Linked DNA regions of Homo sapiens: region 1 is linked to region 2. A link is an interaction called in ENCODE POLR2A ChIA-PET data of the cell type or tissue named here. Cell type or tissue: MCF 10A. All regions are shown on one strand. Each heading gives the region's core, and the rest is flanking DNA. Links, peaks and the distances in the headings are about the cores only.

The links. ChIA-PET counts read pairs that join two places held together with the same protein. Peaks named below come from ENCODE experiments on the same cell type or tissue, not always from the same donor. Only the 100,000 strongest peaks of a DNase experiment are listed, where the experiment ranks them.
Region 1: POLR2A ChIA-PET joins it to region 2 with 5 read pairs; 6 of 35 experiments call an interaction of 5 or more read pairs at or near these places.

The regions. Positions count from the first base shown.
Region 1 is chr16:75,281,033-75,285,482 of GRCh38, reverse strand. No RefSeq gene overlaps it. Among named protein-coding and RNA genes, the nearest start is that of BCAR1, 32 kb to the right of the region's middle. In MCF 10A, for the core only: no CTCF peak of the experiment used is centred there; no DNase peak of the experiment used is centred there.
Region 2 is chr16:75,504,635-75,508,977 of GRCh38, reverse strand. It overlaps the pseudogene TMEM231P1. Among named protein-coding and RNA genes, the nearest start is that of CHST6, 11 kb to the right of the region's middle. In MCF 10A, for the core only: no CTCF peak of the experiment used is centred there; a DNase peak (open chromatin) is centred at 2,227.

The DNA of each region.
Region 1 (4,450 bases), core at 208-4,207, 220 kb after region 2:
GGTGGCACATGCCTATAATCCCAGCACTTTGGGAGGCTGAGGCAGGCAGATCACCTGAGGTCAGGCGTTTGAGACCAGCCTGGCTAACATCATGAAGCCCCCATATTTACCAAATATACAAAAATTAGCTGGGCGTGGTGGCACACGCCTGTAATCCCAGCTACTTGGGAGGCTGAGGCAGGAGAATCACTTGAACCCAGGAGGCAGAGGTTGCAGTGAGTTGAGATTGTGCCACTGCACTCCAGCCTGGGTGATAGAGCAAGACTCCATATCAAAAAAAATCAAGGATACATTTCACATGACAATTTCATCTGTTTTTAAAGAAAAAGGACAGAGTGTCCTTCTTACACCTGTTTTTCAGGTGCCTTTTTTTAGAGACAGGTTCTTACTCTGTCTCCTAGGCTTGAGTGCAGTGGTGCAATCATAGGTCACTGCAGCCTCAACTTCCTATGCTCAACTGATCTTCACATTCAGCCTCCTGAGCACATATCACCAAGCCCAGATAATTTTTTTGTTCTTTTTAATGACAGGGTCTCACCATGTTGGCCAGGCTCGTCTCAAACTCAAGCAATTCTCCCACCTCGGCCCCCCAAAGTGCTGGGACTACAGGCATGAGCCACCTCACCAGGCCACAGGTGCCTTTAACTCAAAATAGTCAATAGGCCAGAGTGGCATATTTTGAGTGGCATGTTCTGAACACCTTCACAGCCCAGTGATCGCCAGGAGAATGCGTCAATTGTAAAGTAGTCACACAATGGTATACGATTTGGCAGTGAAATGCACAAGCTGGCAGCTATGCGCATCAACATAGATGAACCTTGTAAGCAGCATTGATGCAAAAATCAAATTGCAAAAGACCTGCCATACAATCCCAGGTGTACAGATTTTAAAACATGTAAATATAGAGGTATTGGTTGCCCACCCTTGTGATGTATAATTCAGTACACTTTAAAATGGTTTTATGTTCTGTGGTTCAGAACGTGCATATATATATATATATATATATATATATATATATATATATATATATATATATAGTGATAAACCTTAAGCTCAGCATAGAGGAAGCCTCTTGTGGGGTAAGGAAGGCCATATGATAAGAGATCAAAAAAGAGCTTTGGGCCAGGCGCATGGCTCACGCTTGTAATCCCAGCACTTTTGGGAGGCCGAGGCAAGAGGATCCCTTGAGCTCAGGAGTTCAGAACCAGCCTGGGCAACATAGTGAAACTCCGTCTCTACAAAAAATAGAAAAAGAAATGAGCTGGGCATGGTGGTGCACACCTGTAGTCCCAGGTACAAAAGGAGGGTGAAGTGGGAGGATGGCTTGAGCCCAGAAGGTAGAGGTTGCAGTGAGCCAAGATCACACCACTGTACTCCAGCCTGGGCAACAGAGCAAGACCCTGTCCCCCACCCTAAAAAAAGGAGCTCTGGGCCAGGTGTGGTGGCTCATGCCTGTAATTCCAGCACTTTTGGAGGCTGAGGCAGGAGGATCCCTTGAGCTCAGGAGTTTGAGACCAGGCTGGGTAACATAGCGAAACCCCATCTCTACAAAAAAAAAAAAAAAAAAAAAATTAGCTAAGCATGGTGGTGTGTGCGTGTAGTCCCAGCTACTGGGGAGGCTGAGGTGGGAGGATGGCCTGAGTCCAGGAGGCGGAGGTTGCAGTGAGCTGAGATCACACCACTGCCCTCCAGCCTGGGCAACAGAGCCAGACCCTCTGTTAAACAAAAAAGGAGCTTTATTTACAGCTGTGGTTTTATATCTTAAATTGGGAGGTAGCGATACAATTTTTTTTTTCTTTTTGAGATGGAGTTTTGCTCTTGTTGCCCAGGCTGGAGTGCAATGGCACGATAACATCTCACCACAACCTCCGCCTCCCGGGTTCAAGCGATTCTCCTGCCTCAGCCTCCTGAGTAGCTGGGATTACAGGCATGGGCTACCACGGCCGGCTAATTTTTTGTATTTTTAGTAGAGACAGGGTTTCTCCATGTTAGTCAGGCTGATCTCGAACTTCCGACCTCAAGTGATCCGCCCGCCTCGGCCTCCCAAAGTGCTGGGATTACAGGCATTAGCCACCATGCTCGCCCGCGGCACAGGTATTTCTTATATTATTCATTATATCTATTTATCTGAAATCTTTCAAGATAGCTTTGGTTCGATGAGAGATGAGCCTCACCTCAGAGAAACTTGCATCACCTCAGTCAGCCTCCTTTCTGGAGGCCCAAGGGAAGAGCAGCTCAGGATGGATAGGTTGCCATGGTGATGGGCTTGCTGGGCATCAGGGAGCTTTCCAGAGTGATCTCCTCCAAGTGGCGCCTGGAACATTTCCCAGGAGATGAGTGACTCACAAGTGGCCTGCCAGGTGCCCCCCTTTCTTTCTCTAAAAAGCAGGTTTTGGGGGGCCGGGGAAGCCAAGGGGACTGGGCCAGGCCATGTGCCCCTCTTCAAGCAGCTGCACAGTGGGATTGCCCCTGCCAGCTGACGATGCGAAACTGGCCGAGTCAGCCTCCTCCCAAAACATGGCTGTGACAGATGCTCAGAGGCAGGATGAACAGGCCATATGTTAGAAGGATGCTGCACAGGCCTCGACTTGTTAGATGCAAACTAAATGGTTCCTGACCTGGATAAATGAGCTTGAAATGTAAAGACACCAAAACGAATTACACTCAATGTCTGGATTTTCTGGCAGAAGTTATGGGGCTGCCTGTCTTCAAACTGCCCGGTGTCCTGAGTTGTCCCTGGGCCCTTAGGCCCAGGCTGTGCCTTGAACCTCCTGTGAGTGCCTTCTCTCAGTGGGAGGTGTGGCCAGATCTCCTGAGGATGTGCAGGAGTCTTACTGGGCAGAGCCCTCCTCTCCCAGGTCCGCTGAGCAGCCCCATTCATCTCTGAGAATGATTTCATGCCTTCTTCCACTGAACACATTTGCATGATAACCTGGGCCTGCCAGAGTTCGAGGCACCCCAACTGACAAATGGAACACATTTTTTAAGCTCATTGGGTGCCGAGGGGCACTGTCTGCAGCAGGCTGAACCCTCTCTGTATCAGACACCCTGTCAGGTTGTCTCTAGCAGGCTCACAATTTTGTTACCACTCTGCCATTGAGTTCCATTATTGGATCCTTGAATTTGAGGTTCAGGGTCCTGAGTCATGAGAAGGAAAAGCTGCCCATCTCCCAGTCACCATTCGCCCCACATCCCAGCCCTCCTGTACCAACAGGGTCCGATGTGTGCCCTTGAGCCGCCTATAGACAACTGAGCTAGAGACAACCAGAATAAGCATTATCATTATAAAGGCTTATTTTGTCTTTGTGATGCAGTAGTATTTTCCAAAAAAAATTGCAAATATCCCATGTGTTATAATAAAAAAATATGACTCACCCCTGTAATCCCAGCACTTTGGGAGCCTGAGGCAGGAGGATCATTCTAGCCCAGGAGTTCAAGACCAGCCTGGGCAACATACCAAGATCCCATCTCTAAAAAATCAAAAAATTGGCCGGGCGTAGTGTCGCGTGCCTGTGGTTCCAGCTACTCGGGCAGCTGAGGCAGGGGAATCGGCTGGCAGGTCAAGGCTGGAGTGAGCTGGGATCATGCCATTGCACTCCAGCCTGGGTGTGCAAAAGCAAGATCCTGTCTCAGTTAATTAACTATTAATTAATTATTTGGCTTTGTGTTTCTGGCACAGAGCTCCTAAAACCCTTGGAATTTACTGTCTTGTGTGCTAATGAGGGACCATGGCTTATCATAGGGGAGCCCTCGATAGCTTCAGGATGGGGACTGGGTGCCAGAAAACCAACCACATGATTTCAGCCCTCCCCTCCCAGCCTCCAGGGTGGGGAGAGGGGCCAGAGATGGAGCTCAATCACCACAGACTAGTGATTTAATCTATCATACCTATGTAATGAAACCTCACAAAAACCCCGAACCCCCTTGCACCCCCAAGTCCATGGGGACAGAGGCTACTGCACTCAGGACCCTTCCAGACCTCACCTATATACTTCATCTGGCTGTTCATTCTCATCCTGTATAATAAACTGCAATGGTGAGTACGGCACTTTCCTGAGTCTGTGAGTTATTCTAGTAAATTATCAAACTTGATAGGAGTGTGGGCACAGTGGCCCATGTCTGTAATCCCAGCACTTTGGGAGGCCAACGCAGGAGGATCAGCTTGAGTCCAGGCGTTCAAGACCAGTCTGGGCAATATAGTGAGACCCTGTCTCTACAAAAAAACTTAAAAATTAGCTAAGCATGGTAGCTGTCTGGTCCCAGCTACTTAGGAGGCTGAGGTGGGAGGATTGCTTGAGCCCAGGAGGTGGAGGTTGCAGTGAGCCAAGATTGTACCACTGCACTCTAGCCTGGGCAATAGAGCAAGACCCTGTCTCAAACAAAACAAAAAACCCAATAGGAAGAAGGGTTCATGGGAACCTCCAAATTTATAGTCAGCTGGGCAGAAGTA
Region 2 (4,343 bases), core at 269-4,268:
GGAACTTTGTGCAGACTAGATGTTCGGGTGGTCAGAGGGTCAGATTGATTTGGGAGTGGCAGGTGAGGACCTGGGATAGAAGATGGTCTTTCTGCTTTGGAAGAGAAGCATGGTGCTGTGTGGGGGCTTGGGGATGAGCTGGCGGTGGGTGGTGGACAGGGGGCCTCAGCTCGGAGGCCAGGCTGCTCTTGACTGAGCCAGGGGCCACAGTAGCTGCCCAGGCAGGAGGGATTTGTGTGGGCACCAGAGCTCTGGCAGGTGCACATTTGTTAGGGAGGAGCAGTATCCAGATACAGGCACTGCTCCCTCTGGAGTTGCTGCCAGCCAGGGAGGGTGCGTCTCTGGGCAGCGAAAGGCAGGAATAGCTCCTGGCCTAATGGCAGCTGGAAAAGAAGCTGCAAGAGGATATGGGTTTGTTGTGGAAGAGGTGGGGGCTGAAACCCTGAGGACCAAGAATCCTGCCCTCAATTTCTGATTGACACTATTGACTAAAGGTAGCTTTTTTCATTGGTGGAGGAAGGGCAGTAGTTCATTTGTTCAGCCTCAATTTATCTATCCATATCCTGGGCATGAGAGTAGCCAACTCTCTCCTGGGATATATGGAGGGATCACATGGGACAATCAATAGATATAATAATTGTTTCGAATCCTGCATATACCTTATAGGTGTGAAGTGGTTGTGTCCTTTGTGAATTCTCTTGGCCAGGCACCAGTGGGAGGTTAGATAGTGACCTGGAGTTTGTGTTGAGGAATTAGTAGCCTTTGAATGCCTGCCTTTGTAGCTGTTGCACATACGTTAGGCTTACTTTCAACTAAATGGAATTAGCTAATTGATTTCTTCAGAGGTCCAAGTGATAACAGAGCCAAACCTTGCTAGCCCATAGGGGTGAGAGTCTAGCTTAGTGACAGGTTGTTTTTGGGAGACACACCCTTTGTGTCTTCACTTCTCTGTCCCCTGTCTCCGTCCTGCTCTCCCTCTCACCCATTCTGCCAGCTCTGCTGGCCCCATGGGCACCTAGAGCACATGCACTTGGTGAATCTAGATCTTTCTTCCCTGAGACATTGCTGCACCACATCACCTCATCACCTCGCTTCCTTCAGGTCTCCAACAAGTCAGGTCATCCTGAATATTTTCTGTAAAACTTTCTGTTAAATTCTACCTTCATTATTCTTTCATTTTAGCCTGCCTTGTTTTTCTCTGTGGCACTCATCACTATTTGATATTGTTGCATATTTATGAATCTATTTTCTGTCTTCTTGGTCGGGAACATAAGCTCCATTAGGATGGAGACTTTGTCTGTTTTGTTTAGATTATATTCTCATCATCTGAAATAGTGCCTGTAGGGCCTCAAAAAGTTCATAGCAGATTAATGAGTGAATTTAACAAGTAGACACTATTGATGGTGCTGAGCCACATCTGGGCCCTCTCTCAGCGTGGAGCGGAATTATGCACACAGGCGAGTATACAGACTTTGATGCCTGGTGCTGCCGTTTTGCAAAAAGACTTCTCCAACCCACTGTCTTCTTTTTGAATTTTTAAATAAATCTGGCCGGGTGTCGTGGCTCACACCTGTAATCCCAGCACTTTGAGAGGCCAAGGCGGGCGGATCACGAGGTCAGGAGTTCGAGACCAGCCTGGCCAACATGGTGAAACCCCATCTCTACTAAATATACAAAAAAATTAGCTGGGCGAAGTGGCAGGTGCCTGTAATCCCAGCTACTCAGGAGACTGAGGCAGGAGAATTGCTTGAACCCAGGAGGCGGAGGTTGCAGTGAGCTGAGACCGTGCCACCGCACTCCAGCCTGGGCAACAGAGTGAGACTCCGGCTCAAAAATAAATAAATAAGTAAGTAAGTCTGGATATTTTAGTCCTGGAAAGGATACCACATTTGAAGTCAAAGACCTGATCTGAAATTCTGTCTTCACCATTACTTGCTGTACCTCTGATAAATGCCCTAACCTCCCTCACCCATGATTTTCTCATCTATGTAATGGGAAAATACTTGTTCTGCCTACCTGGGGCTTAACATTTATTGTAAAGATCAAATGAAATGAGTTTCTCCCCACGCCCCACAGTGTATTGGAGTCTGGCAGTTGTCTCCTGGCCACTGTCCTCTGTTGCAAGTTGAGAAATGTGATCTTTACTTCCTGTCCAACCCTAAAGATCCGGAAGGCGTGGATCCGTCACAGAGAGTTACACAACATTGTCTACCCAGATCCCAATTGAAGAAAATCCACAGGAAGACAAGGCAGGCTCTTTTCATCCTACCCATAATGACTAATCCATCATTGCCTCAGTAACTTGATCGTCAGCCCGGGTAGCAGATATCCCTCCCCGAAGCTGATGAAACAGGGCAGAGAGGAAGTATCCAAGAGAAAAGGGAGGGAGGTTTCTCTAAAACAAGACCTACAATAAGGACATTATTGTCTAAAGGAAATAAATAATTGAAAGTTTCTGAAAACTGAGATTTCTTCATCTCAAATGACTTTATTAGCCCAAAAAAGTACAAAAATTATTTTCCTCACATAATATTAATGGTGGGAATCAAAATGAATCAGTAGATGGGGGATCCAGATTGGAATGCTGCTACACCATAGTAGAATCCTTCTGGGAACCTACGGTGGGAAAGGATCACTTGTAGCAAAAAGATCCAGAGTTGTGCAGAGGGACCACGTCAGCAGTGATCACTTTTCAGTAACCGTCTTTTTCTGCTGATCATTTTAGGGTCACTATGAGGTCAGACTGGATGGTGGGAGTGGATACCAATTTTTTTTTTACTGCCTACATATGCTTCATGAGCTATAATTTGTCTTTTTTTCCACCACAGATCTCTGTTTCTTTTCCTTACTTTCATGCCCATAATTTATCTTACAGATGTGGTTTAATGCTTTGCTGATTTGACATAGCTTTCTTTTCCATTTCATTGATTGCTACTTAAAGATGCACAAGGCTTTCAGGGCCTCACATGAATGATGAGATGAGATCCAACGTCAAGAATCTGAAGCAAAGACACTTGTGGTTTCAGAACGTGTAAATAGAGCTTGGTGATTTTCTGTTGAGTTTGTTGGGGGAATGCATAATGATTAGGATTAGGTGTTTTTCTATTTTAAAAAGTTGCTTCTAGAGGCATAGAAGACAATTCTGATACACTATTTAAATTTTCCATACAAATCCAGGCATGTTTATGCAAAAGAAAAAAAAACACCAGTACAAAACAAACAAGATATGATCTGACTGGGCATGGTGGCTCACCCCTGTAATCTTAGCACTTTGGGAGGCCAAGGCAGGAGGATCCCTTAACCACAGGAGTTCAAGACCAGCCTAGGCAACATAGGGAGAACCTCTTTAAAAAAAAAATTTTTTTTTAATTTAAAAAAAAAAAGATCAAATGAGACAAATGCTATTCACATGTTTCTTGTCTTGTTATCGCCACTTCAAGTTCCCATTTATTTTGTCCAGTGAACATTTGAAAGACTCAGATATGAAGTTCAGGGGCCATGCACTTTGTGCCTCTTTCCCCAGTATTAATGCACTTACACCTGTCTATTTTTCTCTTTCTTTTAGTGGGGGAGATAATGCCTCTTTCTTTTGTGTACAGCAGGACAGTGGGTCATTGTGTATGTACAGAAGTGATGTGGATTCCTCCCAGACTCATTAGTGACCAGGGCTGCTGGGCCTGTTTGGGTTTCCTAGACTAGAGAAGAAGACAGGAACCAGGATGGGAAGACGGACATGTTACATTTTAAGCTGGAGCTTCCCCTGCAGTCCACGGAGCACGTTCTCGGTGTGCAGCTCATCCTGACTTTCTCCTATCGATTACACGTGAGTCAGTCCGCTGGGAGGCTGTCCTCTCCCTTGTGTCTTTTTAGTAGACCAGAGTCCTTCTTCTGATTTCTAGAAGACCCGCACTCTAGCGGGCCCTCTTCCCCATGTAGTTTGGGATTTAACTTAGGCCAATGGAATGGTTTTCACTAGTCATATTAACTGACATGGGCTATTAATAGCTCAGAAGGTTCTAGGCAGTGTTTCCTGCATGGCTACGCTAGGTATGTGAGGGCCTCTTAGGTTTCAGCCAAGACAGGTGACTCTTAGCACCCAGAGCCCTTCAGATCTGATGGCGGTTGGTATTGTTGGTCCTTCTAATGATTTCAGAGGATGGCGACCCTCGTGATGCAGAGCATGGCGTTTCTCCAGTCCTCCTTTCCTGTCCCGGGATCCCAGTTATACGTGAACGGAGACCTGAGGCTGCAGCAGAAGCAGCCGCTGAGCTGTGGTGGCCTAGATGCCCGATACAATGTAAGGGCGCTTCTCATTGTCCAGCTCCTTTGTTTCTGTGTGTTAC